Regions from separate parts of the Homo sapiens genome. Here region 1 is linked to region 2. Evidence: read pairs that join two places in POLR2A ChIA-PET (ENCODE). Cell type or tissue: PC-3. All regions are shown on one strand.

The links. ChIA-PET counts read pairs that join two places held together with the same protein. Peaks named below come from ENCODE experiments on the same cell type or tissue, not always from the same donor. Only the 100,000 strongest peaks of a DNase experiment are listed, where the experiment ranks them.
Region 1: POLR2A ChIA-PET joins it to region 2 with 15 read pairs; 1 of 35 experiments calls an interaction of 5 or more read pairs at or near these places.

The regions. Positions count from the first base shown.
Region 1 is chr11:75,923,087-75,927,086 of GRCh38, reverse strand. The region is part of intron 6 of UVRAG (UV radiation resistance associated); the gene reads right to left. Among named protein-coding and RNA genes, the nearest start is that of UVRAG, 110 kb to the right of the region's middle. In PC-3, no CTCF peak of the experiment used is centred here; no DNase peak of the experiment used is centred here; H3K27ac peaks cover 1,724 bases.
Region 2 is chr11:75,344,669-75,348,668 of GRCh38, reverse strand. The region is part of intron 1 of ARRB1 (arrestin beta 1); the gene reads left to right. Among named protein-coding and RNA genes, the nearest start is that of ARRB1, 5.0 kb to the left of the region's middle. RefSeq lists enhancers at 1,123-1,636, 1,637-2,150 and a silencer at 2,685-2,734. In PC-3, no CTCF peak of the experiment used is centred here; a DNase peak (open chromatin) is centred at 3,688.

The sequences.
Region 1 (4,000 bases), 580 kb before region 2:
AAAAAAAAAAAAAAAATGCCTTTGCCATAATGCAACCTTAGGCAAATCAATTCCCCTTTCTGGATCTCATGAGTAAAACAGCGGTAACAATGACTAGCAGCAATCCATACACTTGCTTTAAGGATTAAATGAGATAAAGCATGTGAAAAACTTAACTGGCAGATAGTACATATCCAATAAATGTGTCTTTTACTCTTATTACCCTAAAATTGTTTGCCAAATTAACTACATAACTGTTTAAAGACGGCAACTATATCCCCAAAGTCCTCTCTTCTCTAGGATATTTATATTCTCTAAATATCCTCTATTCCCAACTAGTCTTTACATGACTGCTTTAAAATCATTTATCTTCCTGGCCATCTCCCCGGCTCTTTCCCATCAAAGTAAACTGGGACCCAAATTAAACAGAATACTCCAAATATGATCTAATGAACACAAAGTCCAGGAAGACTATTACTTCTCTTGATCTGGACAATATATTTTAATTAATGCAATATAAGATCATCTTAGCTCCTTTTTTAATGCTGCTGAGTCAATTTCTTGGCTTACACTGAATTTTTCATGAGTTTAAATCTCCAGATGTTCTCCCCATAAACTGTTTAAAGTCAGTTTTCCTCCCATGTTCAAATTTAACTCTGTCATTAGAATCAAAGAATCTCGGGAACAGAAAAATCAGTGCTACTGTGGAAAAGTCATTTTCCTCTATGACATTAGTTTACTTCTTGCAGAGTCTGAATTTAAGGAACAGAAGCCTAAGAACAGTCAGGGATGCCAACTAAGAAAGAATCATTGGGTCCAATCACTTCACACTTGACATATTGGGAGAAAAGAAGTAAAAAGACCTATGTGGTCATAGAGTCAGAGACACTCCTCAATAGTAAACCATTAAGACCTCCTCCACGGGGAGGCACAAGGTGAGGAGTATATTAAGCACACTCTGGAGGGCTCCAGGAAAGCCTATTAGGAAAGTCTCCATTGTGTGGGTGCCACAAGACTCTAAGTAATTCCTGGCTCATTTTATGTTGGTGTATCATCAAAAAAAAAAAACTTTTACTGGGAAGACTAAGGGTGCTATAAGGAAGTCTCAACAAGAGAAAAGAATGTCACGGGGAATTCCTCCACATGAGATGGAGAAATATAATGGAAAGGCCTTTACCACTAAACTCAGACTCTGCATGACTTACTAGCTGAACACCTGGGAACCACACTACTCAACTTTTGCAAGCTTCAGTCTGAGCTTGTAATAGTATTGGAATTGCAATAGTAGTGTGGCTATTGTGAACACAATAAAAAGATGTATGCTAACTTTTAGCATTTAACTGAAATGCTATTTTACTTAATAGCATTAATGTATTTAAGTGAAAATTTTTAATATTCAAATCTTATTTTCCTTCTCCACCCCCTGTGTAGGCCCTTTGTAGAAAAGGAACGGATTCTGACTCATTCTTAGAACACAACATATTTAGAAATTATTATTAGTTTCTCAACGAATGAAAGACCCTTTGTTTGCTGTATCTGTTATCTGTCCTACTAGAATATAAATCCCTAAGGTAATAATCTGGCTTCTCATTTTAACAGAGTATTTCCAGTCATAAAGAATCAACTGTAGGAATAAGGTTATTACAAAGTCCACTCTCAATAGATAAACATGCTGAGTCTCAGATTCTCTTCCAAGGTGAAACATCCACTTTTAGAACAAAAGTTACTCCAAGGGCCAGTTGATATCCTGATAAACTTAATGTATTAATTCTCCTAAAATCATCAATAAGTTTTCTTAATAAAACGGCATGTAAAAATCAAGTTATGGGTGGGGTAGGTTTTAATGGTAACTGGTTATTTTTATTGGCAGAGACATCAGGGTGAAATCACTAAACCTTGGAATGCTGCCTTGGAACATGCCTGGCACCAGCGGGAATGTAGAAGTTACAAGGCAGCTATGAGAGATGTGACAGTGAAGCCTTAATTCGCAGTGACATCTCAAACAAAGCAGTCTTAGTCCAGTAACTCTGTGAATTCAAGCCAAAATTAAAGGACAGGGGCAGAGACAGAGAACATCTCTTGGGCAGAAGACTACATATACTTAACTGCCCTCAAAGAATGCTTTACTTCTTTACGCTGATTTTATTCTTCCTATTTTATTCTTCATTCACCTTTTCAACATTTGAAAGCTGACTTTTGCTCTAAGCCAAAAGTTCTGAACATGTTTTGGGAAGGGCTCATTTAACTTACCCATTACATTTCCATTCTCTATTAAACATTCAGTAAACTAGAGAAAATGAACTTAGTAGCATAATTGCCTATAAGAGGTCCTAGTTAAAGACTATGAGATCTATCAGTAAGTCCTGACTACTGGTTTACTCATTTAGTAAACTGCAGTTAATTTAAAAACAATGCTTTCAGGCCAGGCACGGTGGCTCCCGCCTGTAATCCCAGCACTTTGGGAGGCCGAGGCGGGTGGATCACGAGGTCAGGAGATCAAGACCATCCTGGCTAACACGGTGAAACCCCTTCTCTACTAAAAATACAAAAAAAAATAGCTGGGCATGGTGGTGGGCGCCTGTAAGTCCCAGCTACTTGGGAGGCTGAGGCAGGAGAATGGCATGAACCTGGGAGACAGAGCTTGCAGTGAGCCAAGATCATGCCACTGCACTCTAGCCTGGGTGACAGAGCGAGACTCCGTCACAAAAAAAAACAAAAACAAAAAAAAACACAATGCTTTCAACATGAATTTTTCATTAGCATGCACTGTATCCAAAATGAAATATTAAATTATTTTATATATAAAATATACTATAACTGTGGCAAAACATATCCAAGGTTAGTACTAATCATCTTTGGAAAGGTAATTAAAAATCTACCATTTAAAAAATTCCTCAAAAAATCTACCTGGTTCAGTTATTATCCAACAGGATTATATTTCACCCATTTCTTCATTCATTCATTTAACAAATATTTGCTGAGCATTCGCTCTGAGCCAGCTTGGTGCTATATGCTAGGAACAACATTGTAAACTGAGATATAAATTCCCTGAACGTATATAGTCCACATTCTCCATTCTCATTCTGAGAAACACTTTAAGGCAAAAGTATCTGAAATATTTTGTTTTAGTTTACATGAAAAAAGTTATTACAATTTCAACATCAGAGAGCATCCTGTCCAAGAAGAGGTCATAATGTAACAACATTTCTAACTACAACATTAGAGTAGTTTCTGGTCTTAATTAGAAAATGTGCTGTAAATTATTGAAATTATTAAAAGAATTATAAAATAAAACTATGTGCATTATTTCAGCAATAATGTTGGAAATCTAGAGGAAATAGGTGGTTTCCTACCAAAAAACAAATTCCAAAATAAACCAAGGAGAAGCAGGAAAAAATGGACAGAGCGATGAGTACTAAAGGGATTGAAAGAAGATTTACCCTTATAAAATGCACCTGAACTGGATGATTTACTAGCTAAGTCCTAACCTTCAAAGAACTAAAAACTTTCAAAATTATTTAATCTGTTTCAGATGGTAATGATGATAATGATAGCTGACACATACAATTCAGGCACTGTACTAAGCAGTTCACATTAATACCTTTCATCTTCCCAGCGATCCAGAGACAAATGCTATTATCATCATCATTTTACAGATTAGGATCATAGAATAAGATGGAAAGCTTCACAATTCATTCACAACTCAATTTTATGATTTTGGGAGAGACGGTAATTTATACCTCCCCCCATAACAACAACACAACTGCTAAAAACTAATCTTGCTTATAAGTAATGATCAAAAGAATAACCTATAACTAGTCAGTAATACAACACTGGGAAATCCACATACCTTATTACAATTATAAAGGAAGAAAATATATAATATTAATAAATGTGGAAAGGCATTTCAAAAAATTCAGCAACCAATCCTAACAAAAGCATTAAGTGAATAAAAAGAATTATTTAAAATATTTTCCTTTTTGAGGCGGAGGTTGCAGTGAGTCAAGATCGAGCCATTGCA
Region 2 (4,000 bases):
CCATGATCATGCCACTGCACTCCAGCCTGGATGAGAGAGTGAGACCCTGTCTGAAAAAATAAAAAAAAAAAATACCTGGACAGGACTAATCACAGGGCAGGAGTATGATGGTTGCTGCAAGGTGCTCTGGGAACAATCATATATTCATTCAACAAATGTTGATGAGTGCCTTCTGAGTGCCCAGGGCCTGGGGATTCAGCAAGGAAGGAGTCTACTCTGTCCTCCAGGGATTTAGAGCAGAGCAGGTGGTCATAACGCAGGATGACATGTGTTGTGGGAGGCTTAAGGAGAAGTCCCCAACCCAGGCCCAGGCAGGGAGCATGGTACAGGAAGCTCTCCTGGAAAGGAGGTGGCGTTGGAACTACTGAGCTTCATCTGGAAGGATGAATAGGCCAAGGGGGCGGGATTGGGAATGATATTTCTGGCCAAGGGTGCAGAATGTGCAGTGGCTTGGAGGCAGGAAGCAAGGCGTGCAGCCTGGGGCCTGGGCTGGGGATGATAGTGAGCCTTAAGAGGTAAACACAGACCGGTCACCAGCAGTCTGGGAATGTCAGGCTAAGGAGAGAGCATTTTCTCCTGAAGTGGATGGTGATTCAGAGAAGAGTGTGAGGCAGCAGAGGGCTGGAAGCAGATGTTTTCATTTCAGAGAGATGTCTTTGGCAGCGCCAAGTAGGGTGGATGGGAAGAGCAGGCCTAGAAGCAGGAAGACCAGTGAGGAGGCTGGGGAGAAACCTGAGAACTAAGGCTGTGAGCTCTGAACTTAGGCTGCAGAGAGGATAGAGTTGAGAAATATGAATGTGAATAGGAGGTGGAGTCCATCAACCTTGCTGGTCGATTGGACCTTTGCCAGGTATCTGGTGTGTGTTAGAATTACACGCATAATCTCAATGAATTCAACTGTAATCTAGTAGTGTAGTCATTGTTGTCCCCATTTTGCAGATGAGGAAACAGACTAGAAGAGATTAAGTATTTGTTCACTGCCATTCAGCCAGCAAGCATAAGAACCCAGGCCTATTGACCCACAAAGCCCTCTCTGCTACTCGACGCTTTTGCCCAAGAGAGGGGGCCTTGTCTGGCTCACAGTTGGCCTCCCCAGCAGCTCCCAGCCTCAAGTTGTGCGTCCTTTCTGGGCCTTGCCGTTTCCACTTACTCAACAGACAACATGAAGGATCAGATTTAGACAACAGGAGGGACTTCCTGAGAGGCAGTGGTAGGGAATGGAATTTCCTTTCCTGCAGATGAACTCCTCTTTTTTCAGAGAAAGGAGGGTGATGAGGACATGTAATCACCAGCTCTCTGTGAACTTTGGCTGTCATTTCTCTTGGTGGTTAAGCCCTGTGTGACCCATCTTGGCTGGAACATGGGGAAGTCCTGTGGCTTTGGCCAGGGCTGCTCATGGGGCCGCTGGGAGTGGTAGCATCAAGTCTGGCCCACTGTCTCTGATCCCTGATTCCAGGCCGGCCTCTGGGCTTCAGACTTCTCCACTGCTCTCTTCCTTCCAAGTTTGGGCCTCCTTGCCTGAGGCTGACGCCTCCCGTTGGCATGGGTCCAGAGGTCCTGAGTTGTGGGCTTGCCACTTCCAGGGCTTCTGACACTTTGGGTTGGTGGCAGTAGAACAGCAGGCTGGGAGTCAGCACACCCCAAGTGAGGTCCTGGCCTCTACACAGCCATGCTCCGCTACTGCCAGAGTGCCCGCGCCTACCATCTGGCTGAGGCCTGCATGGCTGGGAGCAGCTTGGTGAGGGAGCCAGGGCAGTCTGTTATAGGCTGGACGTAGTGGGGCTTCTGCATAGAAGGGTCTGGATCCTGGGGTAAGAATCAAGGTGCGAGGCAGGGCTTTGGAAATGTGGATGAATGACATCGCATAGGGAGGAGGTATAGAGTATGAAGAGAGGATGATTAGGGACAGCCAGGGCCTTGGAGAGCACCAGTGCCTGGGTATGGAGAGAAGAGGGAGGAAACTGACGGAAGGCCATATTCTTGGAGCCAAAGAAGCAGGGACAGACCCACAGAGGATGAGCTGGAGCGAGACCCCTCAGATTCAGCCAGAAGGCATTAGCTGGTGGCATGGGTTTTGGTGGAGTGGTGAGGGCAAAACTAGGCTACAGCGGGCAGAGAGGAGTGGGAGGGGACCCTGCTTTTCTACATGCCTGGAGCAAGGCTTGAGCCTCTTGGAGGAAGGGCGTGAGGCCCTGGGCTGGGAGCAAGCAGTATGGCGGCAGGCAGTGAAGACTGGGTATGGGAACCTAGGGGTTTTATCTCATCCACCCCCTCCCTCTGCCTTATGTCCAGAGGCAGAAGACCACTGCCCTGTGCTCTCCTTTCAGGCTCAGGCTGAGGGGTTGTGAAGTGTGAGCTGGTCCTGGGGAAGACATGTAATGTGCTGGCTCCAGAAAGGAGGGGCTTCTGACTCAGGTGGGGGACTTGGAGGAAGGCTTCTTTGAAGAGGTGACCCCGGAGCTGGGTGCTGGAGTATGAGAAAGACTTAGGCAGGAGTAAGGTGTTCTAGACAGAAGAAAGAGCCTAGGCCAAGGTGCAGATACTGGCTGCAGGTGTGGGAGTGTGAGGGGTGAGGCTGTGGAGGAAGGGACAGCCTTGGCCAGCAGGTCTTGGATGCTGGAGGGGGTGGTTTCAAGGTACTTTCTTATTCATTCATACCTCAGGCTGAGTGAGCTCCCCATTTGGTAAGCAGCTTGTGGTTCAGGGCTATTTCTGTTTCTCAGTTGATGCTTCCTTACCCACGCTGGGTCTGCTTCCCCAGGAGATGCCTGGCAGAGGTTTGCTGAACTGGACTGAAAATTTTTTTCCCTTCTTGCCTCTGCTATCGGTCCAGGGACTCCCTAAGTGCTGAAATTAGGCCTTTCCCATTAGTGAATCGTAAGACTGAAAGCGATATTTCCCACATTAGGCAAGTTCTCAAAAGAGAGGGGTGGGGTCCTGACTCCTCCATCAGACTGGGAAGTCCTGAGGGACAGGGTTATACCACTCCTATTAGCATGGGGCGCCTGAGCGGGAGGCCTGGGGCTCCCTCATCTGATTGGCTTTTGCAGGTGGGAGCCATGTCTCCCTCCTCAGACTGGAGGCTTCTGAAGGAAGGATGTCTCCTCCATCACACCGGGGGCTCCTGAGGTTGGGGCCTTGTCTCCCATGTGAGCCCTGGGATTAGAACAGGTATCGTCTCAGATGGTCCCTGGGCACCCTGTGTTCTTCCCTCCTATGTGGACAGGATGGTTCCTGTCCCAGGGGTGGCTTGAGTCCTAGTAGGGGGTTGGAGAACAGAGGGGGTTGGCAGGACAGGGTGGCTGCTTTTGAGAGGGTAACAAAGGACTCTGTTGTCCCAGCCCCCTCCCGCCTTCCCTAAGGGGCCCTGGCAGGGTCATCTCTCGGGAGACGCGCCTCCTCCTTCCTGGGACTGGCCCCATCTTTAGCCCCACTTCAGAAGAACTGCTTGTTCCTTCCCAGGAGACCTGGTGCCAGATGAAGCCCCTGGGAGTTGGACAAGACAGGTCCCCAGAATTGTGTGTGACTAAGGTCACCGCAGGAACTGAACAGCTTTTCCTCTGCCTGGGGCTGGGCGGCACCTGGCTGAGGCCACAGTTGAGCTTCTGCCTCCCTGCACCTGGAGAGGGATCTGCTGGTCTAAAGGGCCTTCAGCACTGGAAGCACTGTGACTGATGTCGAGTCAGCGGGAGGCAGGATGCAATGTCTGAACCATTCAGTGGTTCAACAGCCCGTGTATGGGCCTGGATGAGGCAGGAGGTCCCTTTCATGCTGGCCCTGGGCCTGTAGCCCACAACCAACTCACTTGGTCCTTGTGCGGCCACACCCTTCCCTCAGCCTTGCAGGGAGGCTTGTCGAACTGGACTGAACTCTTTCTTCCTTTCTTCCCCCATCACACTGGGGGCTCCTGAAGTTGGGGCCTTGTCTCCCACATGAGCCCTGGGATTAGAATAGGTATCATCTCAGATGGTTCCTGGGCACCTTCTCTTCTGCCTTCCCG